2 separate regions of the Mus musculus genome follow, and region 1 is linked to region 2. The links are chromatin contacts, found by Hi-C or POLR2A ChIA-PET in ENCODE. All regions are on one chromosome and are shown on one strand. The core of a region is the stretch at or near the end of the contact, and the rest is flanking DNA. Distances in the headings are between cores, read along the strand shown.

What was found. Hi-C counts contacts between places; a loop is a spot of excess contacts on that map. ChIA-PET counts read pairs that join two places held with the same protein, here RNA polymerase II (POLR2A).
Region 1: a map of T-helper 17 cell shows a loop between it and region 2 (2.3-fold over the local background). The contact joins the promoter of Commd5 here to the promoter of Hgh1 in region 2. A Hi-C loop is called at or near these places in 1 of 37 maps with a recorded cell type or tissue (T-helper 17 cell). POLR2A ChIA-PET finds 5 or more read pairs at or near these places in 1 of 5 experiments (embryonic stem cell).

The regions. Positions count from the first base shown.
Region 1 is chr15:76,897,094-76,903,198 of GRCm38, reverse strand. It overlaps Commd5 (COMM domain containing 5), which reads right to left and starts at 3,258. Exons shown (of 2, transcript NM_025536.2): 1 at 3,207-3,258; 2 at 1,902-2,847. The coding sequence starts at 2,794. The coding sequence ends at 2,120.
Region 2 is chr15:76,366,875-76,373,440 of GRCm38, reverse strand. It overlaps Hgh1 (HGH1 homolog), which reads right to left and starts at 4,543. Exons shown (of 6, transcript NM_021555.2): 1 at 3,872-4,543; 2 at 3,689-3,789; 3 at 3,487-3,585; 4 at 3,188-3,279; 5 at 2,987-3,109; 6 at 2,030-2,909. The coding sequence starts at 4,485. The coding sequence ends at 2,757. Tssk5 (testis-specific serine kinase 5) reads left to right here. Exons shown (of 8, transcript NM_183099.2): 5 at 251-383; 6 at 465-580; 7 at 955-1,086; 8 at 1,176-1,483. The coding sequence ends at 1,342.

The DNA.
Region 1 (6,105 bases), core at 2,009-4,508, 530 kb before region 2:
TGGCACATGCCTTTAATCCCAGGGCTTGGGAGGCAGAGGCAGGTGGATTTCTGAGTTCGAGGCTAGCCTGGTCTACGGAGTGAGTTCCAGGACAGCCAGGGTTGTACAGAGAAACCCTGTCTCGAAAAAACAAACAAACAAACGAGGAAAGAACACCGAGTTATCGTCATGGCTCAAGTTCCACAGGATGCTGGTGCACAGGGTATTCCAGAAGGGTAGTGGAGCTTTGGGTGGCAGGGTTCCAGGACTTGCAGAGTGGTAAATCAAGCCACCCAGGGGCAGGGTAAGGAGTTGAGTCAGCCCAGAAGAGAACCAGAATGAAAGATGCCTATACAGAAAAGTCTGTGGGAGGATGCCTGCTAGTGCTTTGTCTTGTGAACCGTGCAGGGCATAGGGCCCTGCCAGCACTAGGGTATATCTCAGCCAACCGGCCCACAGGACAGTTTTGTGAGAGTCTGTAAATGTATGTGCAAGTTTTCAGCCCTGTCACACTCTTCCTATATAGGCATCTGCCACTGGGTTGTCCTTTCAGAAACAAAGACATCTTTAAAAAAAAAAATTGTTGTTTATTTTATATGATCTTCAGCCACACCAGAGGAGGGCATCCGATCTCATTGCAGATGGTTGTGAGCTACCATGTGGTTGCTGGGAATTGAACTCAGAACCTCTAGGTAAAGAGCAGTCAGTGCTCTTAACTGCTCAGCCATCTCTCCAGCCCTGAAAAAAGACACCTTATATATTTATTTATAGACAGGGTTTCTCTGTGTAAACCTGGCTGTCCTGGAACTCACTCTAGATCAGGAGGAACTCAAACTCAGAGATCCATCTGTCTCTTTTGAGTGCTGCCATTAAAGAGGAGCACCCCCACCATCAGGCAATTTTTTTTTTTAAGATTTATTTTATGAGTCTGGGTGTTTGGCCTGTACAACTGCACCAAGTATATGCCTGGTGCCCAGGAATGACAAAAGAAGTGATTGGAGCCCTTGAAAATGGAGTTACAAACAGCTATGAGCTGTTACGTGGCTGCTGGGAATCAAACCCAGGTCTTCTGCAAAAGCAACAAGGGCTCTTAACCACAGACTCAACTCCCCAGCTCCCAAAGACACTCTTGACATGCCCAGTGGTTCCAAACTCCCCATGGAGTGGGAGGTAAAGTACTGGACAGGTGCCTCGGACACATTCAAAGGTTTTAATCCACTAACGCTGCATGGCTTCACTAGCAGCCGACACACCACTTGATCCGTCTGCAGAGTACTCCTGTGACCAACCTTCTCCTCATCTGACCTGGCTCTATTCAATTGTCACAAGCTGTACTCATAGTTTTATTGTTTGTTTTAGATTTACAACTTTCTGAGTATGAGTAGTTTGCTTGCATGTATGTTTGAGTACCACATATGTGCCTGTGTTGGATGTCTTGGTGTTGGGTCCCCCCTGCCCTTCCCCCACAACTGAAGTTACAGAAGGTTGTGAGCCACCACGTGAATGCTGGGACTTGAACCCAAGTCCTCTTTGCAAGGGCAAGTGCTCTTCACTGCTCAATCAATCCTCCGGCCCTGTTCTCATGTCTTAATATTTAAAATATGTATTTAATGTTATATATACCAAACATTATTTAATGCATATTTAGTATTTGTAATGTCTTCCCCCCACCCCCTCTGATCTTTCCACTAGGATGTCAGCTTCAGGAAAGCAGGAATTTAGGGCAAAAGAATAAACACGTCCGCAGCAAAGCACAGGACTTAGGAAAGCAAATGGGCAGAGTTCAGCCATGCTGAGCAACCATGTTGTATGTTGTAAGAGATCTTCATCTGGACTTAGCTCTGCACATCGTCTCATCCAGGAGCACAGCTGGGGAAGGGACAGGTAGGTTTAATTCCCTAATAGAATAACATGTTTTTAATAGTTGCTTTACCTCTTTAATTCGAAACTGAGCCTCACTACGTAAAACCCAGCCAGGCCGGCCTTACATTTCACATTCTCCAGCCTCAGCCCAGCTGTTTACTTGTAAAACAAAACCCAAAAGTCCCAGCTGTCTTTTCACTTAAAATATGTTCTTACATCCTCATCACCAGTGCGGCTGGGTTCTGGTACCAGCTTCAGCACCCCACAGTACCAGGGTTCAGTCCTGCAGTTTGCGCTCACACTTTCTCTCCAGCTCTGCCATCTCCTTAAGGACCAACGCCACGCTGTAGCGCAGCTCCTGGAATTTGGCTATGGGCACCTCGAAGCGGTGTGCCGATCCATCTGTGAGCTTCAGCTGCATGAGAACACTCGGTTGCAGGGAGCGGGACTGAGCACTGGTTGAGATGGCCACATCCACCCGCCACCGGAAATTCGACACACGAGGCAGCGAGGATCCCTGCTGCTGGGCTACAGAGTCGAGAAGAGGGCGTTGACTCCCAAATGCCAAACTGGCCAGATCTCCAATCATATCTTGGGGAATGCCAAGTTCCTGGAGTTCGTCCTGGAAGGCATCTGGTTTCAGACTGGCAGGGGGCAGCCGGAGAGCCTGCTGGAGCAGGGTGTGTGTGCCCGCCAGCAGGACGGCCAGACGCTCCTCTGACAGGTTGGCGCTGGCACCAAGGTGCTGCACGGCCTCTCTGCAGTCTTTCCCATGGAGGGCCCCGACTACGAGTTTCAACAACTTTCTGAAGGTGCTCCTGTCTAAGTCCTTCAAGAGCTGGGCCACTGCCGTCACTTCTGCAGAGGGCTGGGAACCCAGGAAACTGACCCGGCCGCTGTGACTGTCAGTTGGATGGTGTAAGTATGGAGCCGCAGCCCCCAACGCAGACATCCTTCCTTTCCCTTTCTTGACCAGGCCGGAGAGAAGGTACTAACCACAGTAGCCTGGAGAGGTGAAGGAGAGACAAGTGACTTCCTACTCGGGAGCTTCATGTACTAAAAACTGGGGGTGGATGAGGGGCTCCCACCCGCCTGTCTACCAAGGATAGATAGCAAATAGGATGCATGCTTTGGAGGTGGCCCTGAGACCTTGCGGCAAAGGAGCCCGCCTGAGTCTAGCAGAAGGGAGGCGTCCCGGAGATTTAACAGTTGGCAGGGAAAAGAACCAAGAAACTGAAGCGCGCACCAAAATCCTACATAAATAGGGAACGAGGACCCCCCCAAACCCTGAATCCTCATCATAGCTCTGGAAGACCTAAATCACACATTACAAATACAAACTAAGCCTTGAACGCCCTCTGCACCTGGAGGAAGCTATCCGCAGGAGCTGGCTGTGGCTGGCAGCAGCTGAAACTTGGCCGAGTCTCAGGAAGTGCCACTTAGACACTTCCGGGCCGCTCTAGGAAAGCGCGACCGTGGCTCTCTGTGGTCCCGGGAGCCGAGCGCATGCGCCGCCCGGTCGCTTGCCTTCTAACAGTGTTTTGGGAAGCGAGAGGAAAGTTCAGTTAGCTTCCGTGTGGGATGCATGGATTCTGCTGGCCTGTGCAGCCCCATGTGAAGAACAGACGTAAGAATTATTGTGGTTGATGCCAACGAATTGCATATTTTAAAATACTTAGATGGTCTAGGCGGCGGCCCACGTCTTTTAATCCGAGCACTAGGAGGCAGAAACAGTTCAAGGTCAGTCGGGTCTACACAGAGTTCCAGCACAGGCAGCGCTACATACCCTGTCTCAAACAAACAAACAAACAAACCCAAACAATTTCAATAAACCAAACAGAATTCCCCGCAGAAGTGGGGGGGGGGGGTAAATTTGTGTGGTATATGCATTATAGCCCCAAGAAGCTTTTGGGGTAGGTGATTAATTTTGCCGGCAAAGTCTGGACGTTTTATCAAGGATGGTATGAATGGCTAATGACCCAGCCCTGGTGATATAAGCGAGTGATCGGAAGAGCCTGGGACAGGATGATCGCAAACCCAAGGCAGGGCTAATCTGGGCTCCAGAGTGAGTTCAAGGTCAACCTGAAGAACTTGGTGTGTTGCTTCATCAGAGATTGGAGGAAGTTGGGCGTTATGGTGTACACCTTTAATTCCAACACTTGGGAGGCAGAGGCAAAGAGATCTCTGTGAGTTCTAGGCCAGTCAGGGCTACACAGAGATTCCATCTTAAATAAATAACACACACAGACACACACACACACACACACACACTTCCTAAGCAGCCAAAATTAATTTCGTGATATAGCAGAAATATAATGGTTCCAGAAGCTCTAAGTGTTGATAGGACCATGTTCTTGAGCCCCTTGCAACATTAGCTTGCAGCCAAACATCCTTGACATTCCTTAGCTTGGATATATCACTCTAATCTCTGTCTCCAGACAGACTGCTTCTGCTCCTGAATGCTGGAATTAAAGGCATGTGCCATGCCACCACTTCCTGGCTCACTGCCTCCATCTTTAGGTGGGATTTCGACTTTCCTGTAAGCATTCTCATGACTTCACTTACCAGGACCATTGTTCCAAATAGTGTCTCATTTACTCTCAGGTTCCGGAGATCTTAGGACTCCAGGATATCTTTTGAAGAACAAAATTCAACCTATATCTAATATATGTTCATAAAAGCCTTTTGTTTGGGGATCTTTTTTTTTTTTTAGCGAAGGGGATGTGCATTTCTGTGTGTGCTCACGTGTGTGTGGGTACACATGTATGTGTAAATGCATGTGCATATGTGTGCATGTGGAGACAGAGGTCACCATGGCTGGTGGCATTTTGTTTGTTTGTTTGTTTTTCCGAGACAGGGTTTCTGTGTGTAGCCCTGGCTGTCCTAGAACTCACTTTGTAGACCAGGCTGTCCTGGAACTCAGAGATCCACTTGCCTCTGCCTCCCGAGTGCTGGGATTAAAGGCATGCGCCACCACGCCCGGCGGCTGGTGGTATTTTAAGGGAGAGTGTGGAGCCTGCTCTCTATTTAACATAACTGGAGCCATTTTGTATCCAGTCTCCATTTTGTTCATAAGTTAAAATTAAGTTCAGGTTCTCAGGCTCCACTTCCCAGAAGAAATTATCCATAGCTGACACTGGAGACTGCTACTCAGCCAAAAAGTTAGGGTTCACCTCTACTCTATTATCTCAATGTATTGCGCCCCCCATCCTCTCTTACTTCACCTAAGACCAATAAGTTAGCTGTATGGTTAGCCAAAAATGTTATGCCTCTTCACTTCCTGACTTTTCCTATAAAACGCCTGCCCTGAGGCCTGGCTGATACACTTAGGCTCTGGGTCTTTTTGGTGGTCCTGATTGATGAGTCTGGGGTATGCGTTCAATAAGTTCTTAACTGAGGTTGATGTGGGTTTCATGTGGCAATTCTTGAACCCCAACACAGGGTAGCCCTGCCTTAAGTAGCTCTGGCTATCCTGGAACTTAAGTGCATAGACCAGCCCGACCTCAAACTCCTAGAGACCTGCCTGCCTCTGCCTTTGCTCTCTCTGTCTCCTCTACCTCCCATGTACTAGGATGAAAGATACCAATATGCTAGCTTTGTTGCTCTTAGTTTTGTTCCTTTGATTTTGTTTTGGGGGGTTGTGATGGTTTGTATATCCTTGGACCAGGGGAGTGGCACCATCTGAAGGTGTGGCCTTGTTGGAATAGGTGTGACCTGGTTGGAATGGGTGTGTCACTGTGGGTGTGGGTATAAGATCCTCACCCTAGCCGGGCGTGGTGGCGCACGCCTTTAATCCCAGCACTTGGGAGGCAGAGGCAGGCCGATTTCTGAACTCGAGGCCAGCCTGGTCTACAAAGTGAGCTCCAGGACAGCCAGGGCTATACAGAGAAACCCTGTCTCGAAAAAAACCAAAAAAAAAAAAAAAAGAAAAGATCCTCACCCTAGTTGCGTGGAAGTCAGTCTTCCACTAGCTGCCTTTGGATGAAAACATAGAACTCTCAGCTCCTCCTGCGCCATGCCTACCTGGATACTGCCATGCTCCCACCTTGATAATGGACTGAACCTCTGAACCTGTAAGCCAGTCCCAATTAAATGTTGTGTTTTATAAGACTTGCCTTGGTCATGGTGTCTGTTCACAGCAGTAAAACCCTAACTAAGACAGGGTTGTTCAGTTTTGGTTTTTTTTTTTTTTTGAGACAGTGTTTCTCTGTGTAGCCCTGGGTATCCTGGAATTCACTCTGTAGACCAGGCTGACTTCAAACT
Region 2 (6,566 bases), core at 3,294-5,793:
CAGACTCATGTGCCCTGACCTTCAACTCTCCCACAAGGCCTGAATTCAGCTCCTACCTATAGCCTAAACCCACTGACCTGCATCCACGGGAGCCCCTGCCTAGTTTCTCCCTTATTCTTACAACACACAGTTTAGGTCCCTTCCCTTCCCAGCCCTCACCATCCTAACAGATGTCCTCTTGAACCCACTCTCCCCAACCTGTCCATCACTTGTGTTCCCTTGCCCCGCCCTGCCGGTACACTGTGTGCAGATTTTGGCTTTGCCAACTGGGTGGGGCTCAAGAACTCCCTGCTGAGCACCTTCTGTGGCTCGGTGGCCTATACGGCCCCAGAGATCCTCATGAGCAAGAAGTACAACGGTGAGCAGGCTGATCTGTGGAGCCTGTGAGTACCCCAGGTAGCCCCCAGCAGGACCTGTGGGTGGGCTTAGGAAGGGACAACACCCTGAGGAAGTTGGGTCCCCAGAGGGATCATCCTCCATGCTATGGTGTCTGGGAAGCTGCCCTTCAAGGAACACCAGCCCCATCGCATGCTGAACCTGATTCGTCGAGGTCCCATCTTCAGGCCAGGGCTGTCCCCAGGTGAGCACCATCACGCCACGCTCCTTCCAAGGCCCAGTTCCAGCCTGGAGGGTAGCGAGACCAGGACCACCGCGATGAGAATACGGTATCACATTACCCCCATGTGCTGGAAAAGTACAGTCCTCGAACTGTATGTTGGGGAAGTTGAGCTGTGGTGGGACTGACTTAGAGGGCTACCAATCCTACTGAATATCTAACATGGCACTTTTCTGGAATACCACACCCCTCCTCTGCACCTCAGTCCCCTTTTGATAATAGCCCCCAAACCTTTGCCAGGACTAGTAGTGACTCCTGTCAAGCTGCCAACATTTCTGACAGTAGCAGAGTGTGGGTCAGGATTGTGGCAGGCTCCAGCAGTGAGCCCTCCCCTGTAGAGTGCCGGGACCTGATCCGAGGGCTGCTTCAGCTGCATCCATGTGAACGTCTGGACCTACAGCAGGTAGCTGCTCACTGCTGGATGCTGCCTGCAGAACACATGCTGTCCTCTGCACTTGGAGCTCCCCGAGGTGGGGAATGGCTCACAGCTAATTGGTTGGCCTGCGGGCCTAGATAGTGTCTAGCACTCCATATGACCCTTTGCTTTGCTCCATTGCAGAACAGGATCATTCCTGGTCCACAGTAGCCCCAGACAACACAGAGCCTGACAGAGACACCAGGCATGCCAGAAGCAAAGGCTCCAGCTCCTCCAGTGGCAGGACATCTCCAAGGAGACCGTCTCTGGCCCAGCTGTGCAACACCTGGAAGCCTGCACCAGAGCAATAGGTTCTACCACCCTTGGGCTTGGGCGTACCATGGCAGGTGGCTGCTCTCTATGTCCCATGTTCCCTAACAGGAACATGGCTGGGCACTCTCTGCTGAATTGAGGGTGGGTGGGTGTGGGAAGATTAAAAAAATGTTCATTCTGTTGAATTAAGGATGCAGCTATCTACAAGGGTGGGCCAGTGGCCTTTGGGTATCTCCTTGGGGACCTGGGTCAGGGGGAAAACACTAGTCTACACGGTGAATGTGCCAACAGTGTCAAAGCTTTAACAAGAGTGCTGGAGAGCATCATGGGGTTGGGCGGGGAGGAGGGGGGGGGCTGAGAAGACTCCTGGTACCCAGTGAAAACACCTAGCCATGCATGACAACACATACACCAGTCTTCCAGCTTCAGGGGTATGAAATAGAACACTGCAAACTCCCTTGGAGACTACAGGTCTCAGGGACCTGGAAGGACCTGTTGCTGAAGAAAACGTCACTCACAGGTGGAGTGAGATCTGTAGCTCAGAAAGGGGGACACAGTAGAGCAAAACTTGCCACGGTATCTACAGAGTTAGGAAGAAGGGGTGCATACACAGAGTAGGCTCCAAATGTTGGGGGTAGGATCGTACAGGGGTAAATGCTTCAAGAACACGCAGGAGAATCTCTTGCAGGAGAGTCTGGATGTCTTTTTTTTTTTTTTTTTTTTTTGGTTTTTTCGAGACAAGGTTTTTCTGTGTAGCCCTGGCTATCCTGGAACTCACTCTGTAGACCAGGCTGGCCTCAAACTCAGAAATCCGCCTTGAAAGGCAACCGAGACTTGAAAAAGCTAACCAAGGAGCAGGTTCTATCTAGCTGAATGGCTAAGTCCCAATTCAACCTGGGAATAAGGAGGCTGACAGGTGAAACAGAGAAACGGAGGCAGCAAATGGGAAACCCAGCAAGTCATCCAGAGACAGGCTCACAGGCTCGGATGGCAGAGCATTCTAGGAAGGGACGAGGATCCAAGTGTAGTCTGTCTTTTAAGGTCTTGGGCAAGGAAAGCAAGAAGACTCCGAAGGTTGGGGCTCACGGCGCTGTTTACATCTCTAAGCCTACCCACGTCCAGACCCCTCAGTGCCTTCAGGAATGAAAACCTAGTTGGCTTCCCAGGGCTTGCAGTATTTTCAGTCCAGTCCTATCACCAGCTGGGAATAGGCTCTTCATAGCTCCAGTGACCACCGGCATCCTGCCTCATCTGTAGGCAGCTGTGACAGAACCCAGCCAGCTCCAGCTCAGTAGTGCAGCTCTGAACTATGTGCATTATTGCCGGTTGCAACAGGGCACAGGATTGGGCAGCACCCTTGGGCTTCTCACCATTTACTGGGCATTGACCCTAGAACCCTGCGCCAACACTGGCAAAGGTGGGTCTGAAGCTGGCATTCAGGCCAAAGGGGCTTCAGGTGTGTGGGGCACCGTTGCCTCTTAGCTCTTGAGCGAGCTCCTGTTGCTCTTGCTGGTCGAGCTCCTGGAGCTGTTGTTCCACGTCTTCAGGTACCTGCACCTCCAGCAGGTTTTCCATGCCAGCCTCTGGCTCATCACCAATAAGCACCTGCAAGAAGAGGAGGCAGGTGAGCGGGCTCATAAGCCATTGGCACTTGCCTAGCCTTTCTGACCCCCCGCACTCACCTGGATAAGTTTTTCGCAAGCCATCCGCACATCGGGCTCTGGCTCCCAGCTGTGCAGCTCTCGAAGGATCAAGTAGGCACCCTGGTCCCGTACCTGCTTCCGACCAGGTGCCGTGGCTGTCAGCTAGGAAGATGGAAAAAGGTTACTCGGATGCCAATACGGACTTGTGGAGAGGCACTAACACCCCAGGCCCCTGCTCACCAGCATGACGGCTTCGATGAGCATCTTCCGGATGTCAGCGTCCGGCTCCCGTTGCTTGTCTGGTGACAAGTACTGCAGGTCAACAGGCAGCTCTAGGAGTGAGGGTGGGAGACTATTGGTCCCTGTGCTGAACACCCAAGCCCTGCTCTGCCTGGGTGAGCCTTGTGTGTGTCTGTAACGACCCCCTCCTTAAAGGCTGCCGGACTGAGGGACTCCAGACCTGCACACCTCTCCATCTCCCTCTTGTAGTCTTCCCTCTAGCACCAGACAGCCCTGAGGCAACCACCCAAGTCACTCACGGTCCATTTCTTCCTCGGAAAACTCTTCAGGCCCAGCCAAGGGCAGTAGCAAAAAGGGGAGAATGTCGACTTGGGCCCCAAGTAACCACTTGTGATGTCCTGGAGGTGCGGACAAGGAAGGAGATCAGAATAATGGTCCGTTGGGTTCCCTAGGGTCCAATCCCCACCTTGGCAATGGCACCACCCCCTCCTTGTCACTCACGATGCTCAAAACAGCAATTCCGAAGTGTTCCCACCACCCCGCCCCTGCGCACCGAAGAATCTGTGTACTGGGTAAGAGGCAGCAGCCGTTGGACCACGCACCTGTTGAAAGAAGATATTCACTGCTGTCCTTGTTCACTTCCACTTCCCCACCTTCCCGCCCGCGCAGGCGACTGGGTTTCACCTGTCTGGGTCCAGGAGAAAAGCACGCACCTCCGCCTGCTGGCTAAGGTTGGAGAGCAGCGGCCCCAGGTAATGCAGGGGTGCGGCCGCGTTGTAGCTCGGCGTGCACAGCGCGTTGACAAGTCGCTCCAGACCCAACCGCTCCGGCTCAGCGGCCATCAGCTTCTCCATTAACGCAGCACACGGAGCCGGCTCGCGACTCAGGTTGGCCAGCACTGCAGCCGCCTCTTCAGCCCAGGGCCACTGAGGGTCCAACACGCAGCGCAGCAGGCGGGCGGGCAGCTCCGGGTCAGCCGCCAGCAGCTGCCAGTGCACATTGGGATCAGCAGCCAAGTTCACGAGCGCGCGGGAGGCATCGCGGGAAGGAGCTGGGGCCGGGGCCACCGCAAGGTCGACCAAGGCCCGCAACAACTCTGGCTGTCCGGCCAACAGCGTGCGGCCCGAGCCCGCACCAGTCAGCGCCAGCACGTGCTGCGCCGCGGCCGCCTGCAGGTCGGCTCGCGCTCCGAGCACCAGGAAGGGCAGCAGTTCCACCGCCTCCGTGTCCGCGCCAGCCTCCTGCTCTAGCAACCCTCGCTCACCAGAGAACCCCGAACCTACTCCCGGTCCCCGCATGCCGCCAGCAGTCTCAGTCACTTCTCGTGCCGGGGCCACCGCCGGAAAAGCGGAAGTCGTTAAAACCCTTCCGAGGCTGAGAACCTGGCTGAAGGGGGCGGGGCCGGTTTCAGCGCGAGGCATTGTGGGCCACAGTATTAGGCACCCCTTAAGCTGGTGCAGATGCACCCTCCCCCCCTTCCCATCATCATCACCACCACCACCAGATCCTTGCAAGGACTTTTCCGGCTGCCTATTGCGTGTTTGCTTTGCCAGGAGTCAGAACCACGCGACCAGCACGCATAATTTGAAGCGAAGCTCGGCAGCCGGTGATCCTGGTGTCCAGAGTGTTTGCTGCCACCTTTTAAACCTGGTTTCAGACATCCAGGAACCGGAGGGTGCAGGACTCTGCGATGAAAAGGCAGCTTTGGATCAGTCTCTGACTTTGCAGAGGGGCTAAATTTTTTTTTCTAGTGCATTTGTTAGGTCCTCTTCAGTGACAGAAGTCTGAGTCAAGCAGGCTTGGGCAAAGGGAACTAATAAATGAATCTATAGTTTGCAGGTTTGGGGGCACCTGGTGACAGACGCCCCTGCCAGCTCTTTAGAGCACTGTTCGGTTTCTGTCTTCCATACCTCGCTGCGTTTCTTTGCTTCTCAGTGGCTCCATATTACCTTCCACCGGCACATTTGTTAGCACAGATGGGAGGACACTGGCCTTCTTAGCTACGTAATCCCTAGCAGAAGATAATTTCAGTACTAGGATCTGTTCTGGGAAAGTATCCCATTTGGTGCTTCTTGTGCCTGTATTAGCAATTAGCTGCCTGGGGTCCTTGCTCTCTCAAATTAGAAATCTTGAGTTAGGGGTTTTTCCAGGGCTGGTCCTTGTCAGGTTTTTGTAGGAGATAGCCAGGAACCGCCACGGTTCCAGATCCTATGCAACCTTAGATACTGACTGGGATCCTTCCGGCTACAATGGCAAAGTGGTTAGGTCTGTGTAGGGCCAACTGTCCAGATTTCCCAGCTGTTGACAGCAGCTAGTGAGTTTCTAAGAAAAGGCTCCCTTGCCTCTGTTTTGTTTTGTTTTGGAGACAGTGCTGGCTGTCCTGGAACTCACTCTGTAGACCAGGCTGGCCTCAAACTCAGAAATCCACCTGCCTCTGCCTCCCAAGTGGTAGGACCAAAGGCGTGCGCCACCACTGCCCGGCTCCTTATCTTTTTATAAACGTGTCACTGTCTAATCTCACAACTGAGGAGGCTGAGGCAGGAAGGTCAGTGTAAGTTTGAGGCCAGCCTGAGCTATAAAATGAGCTGGTCTCAAAAGATTTTTCTCTTAAACAAAGTTAACTTTGTTAACTTGACACAAAATAGTCACCTAGAAAGGGAAGCTCAGTGACTTTAAATTAAGTTGGCCTATGGGCACATCTGTGGGGGCTTAATTAGTGGAAAGACGTTGCCCCCACTGTGATTGTTACCATTCCCTATAGGAAAGGGGTTTTATAAGTGTGGAAAAAGCAAGCATACTGACATGTAGGAATCATTGCTGTCTTCTGTGAGTGGAATGTGACTAGCTGTGTTGAGGACTATTCCCCAAGCACAGCTGGAGCCATTTTGTCCCATGCCTGCCAACCACTTCATATTATATTCCTGGTACAGAAAATAGTTTGACTCAGAGCAGGATCAAGTTGACCACATATTTTGTTATAAGGTTTCTTCTTAAGAAACTCCACAACAGGGCTGGTGAGATGGCTCAATGGGTAAGAGCACCCAACTGCTCTTCCGAAGGTTAGGAGTTCAAATCCCAGCAACCACATGGTGGCTCACAACCATCCGTAATGAGATCTGACTCCCTCTTCTGGGGTGTCTGAGGACAGCTACAGTGTACTTACATATAATAAATAAATAAATAAATAAATCTTTAAAAAAACAAAAACAAACAACAAAAAAAAAACTCCACAACAGGGCTGGAGAGATGGCTCAGCAGTTAAAAGCACTGGTTGCTTGTCCAAAGGTCCTAAGTTCAATTCCCAGCAACCACATGGTGGCTCACAACTGTCTATAATGAGAACTTGGACCCTCTTCTGGCACACAGGTGTACATCAGAT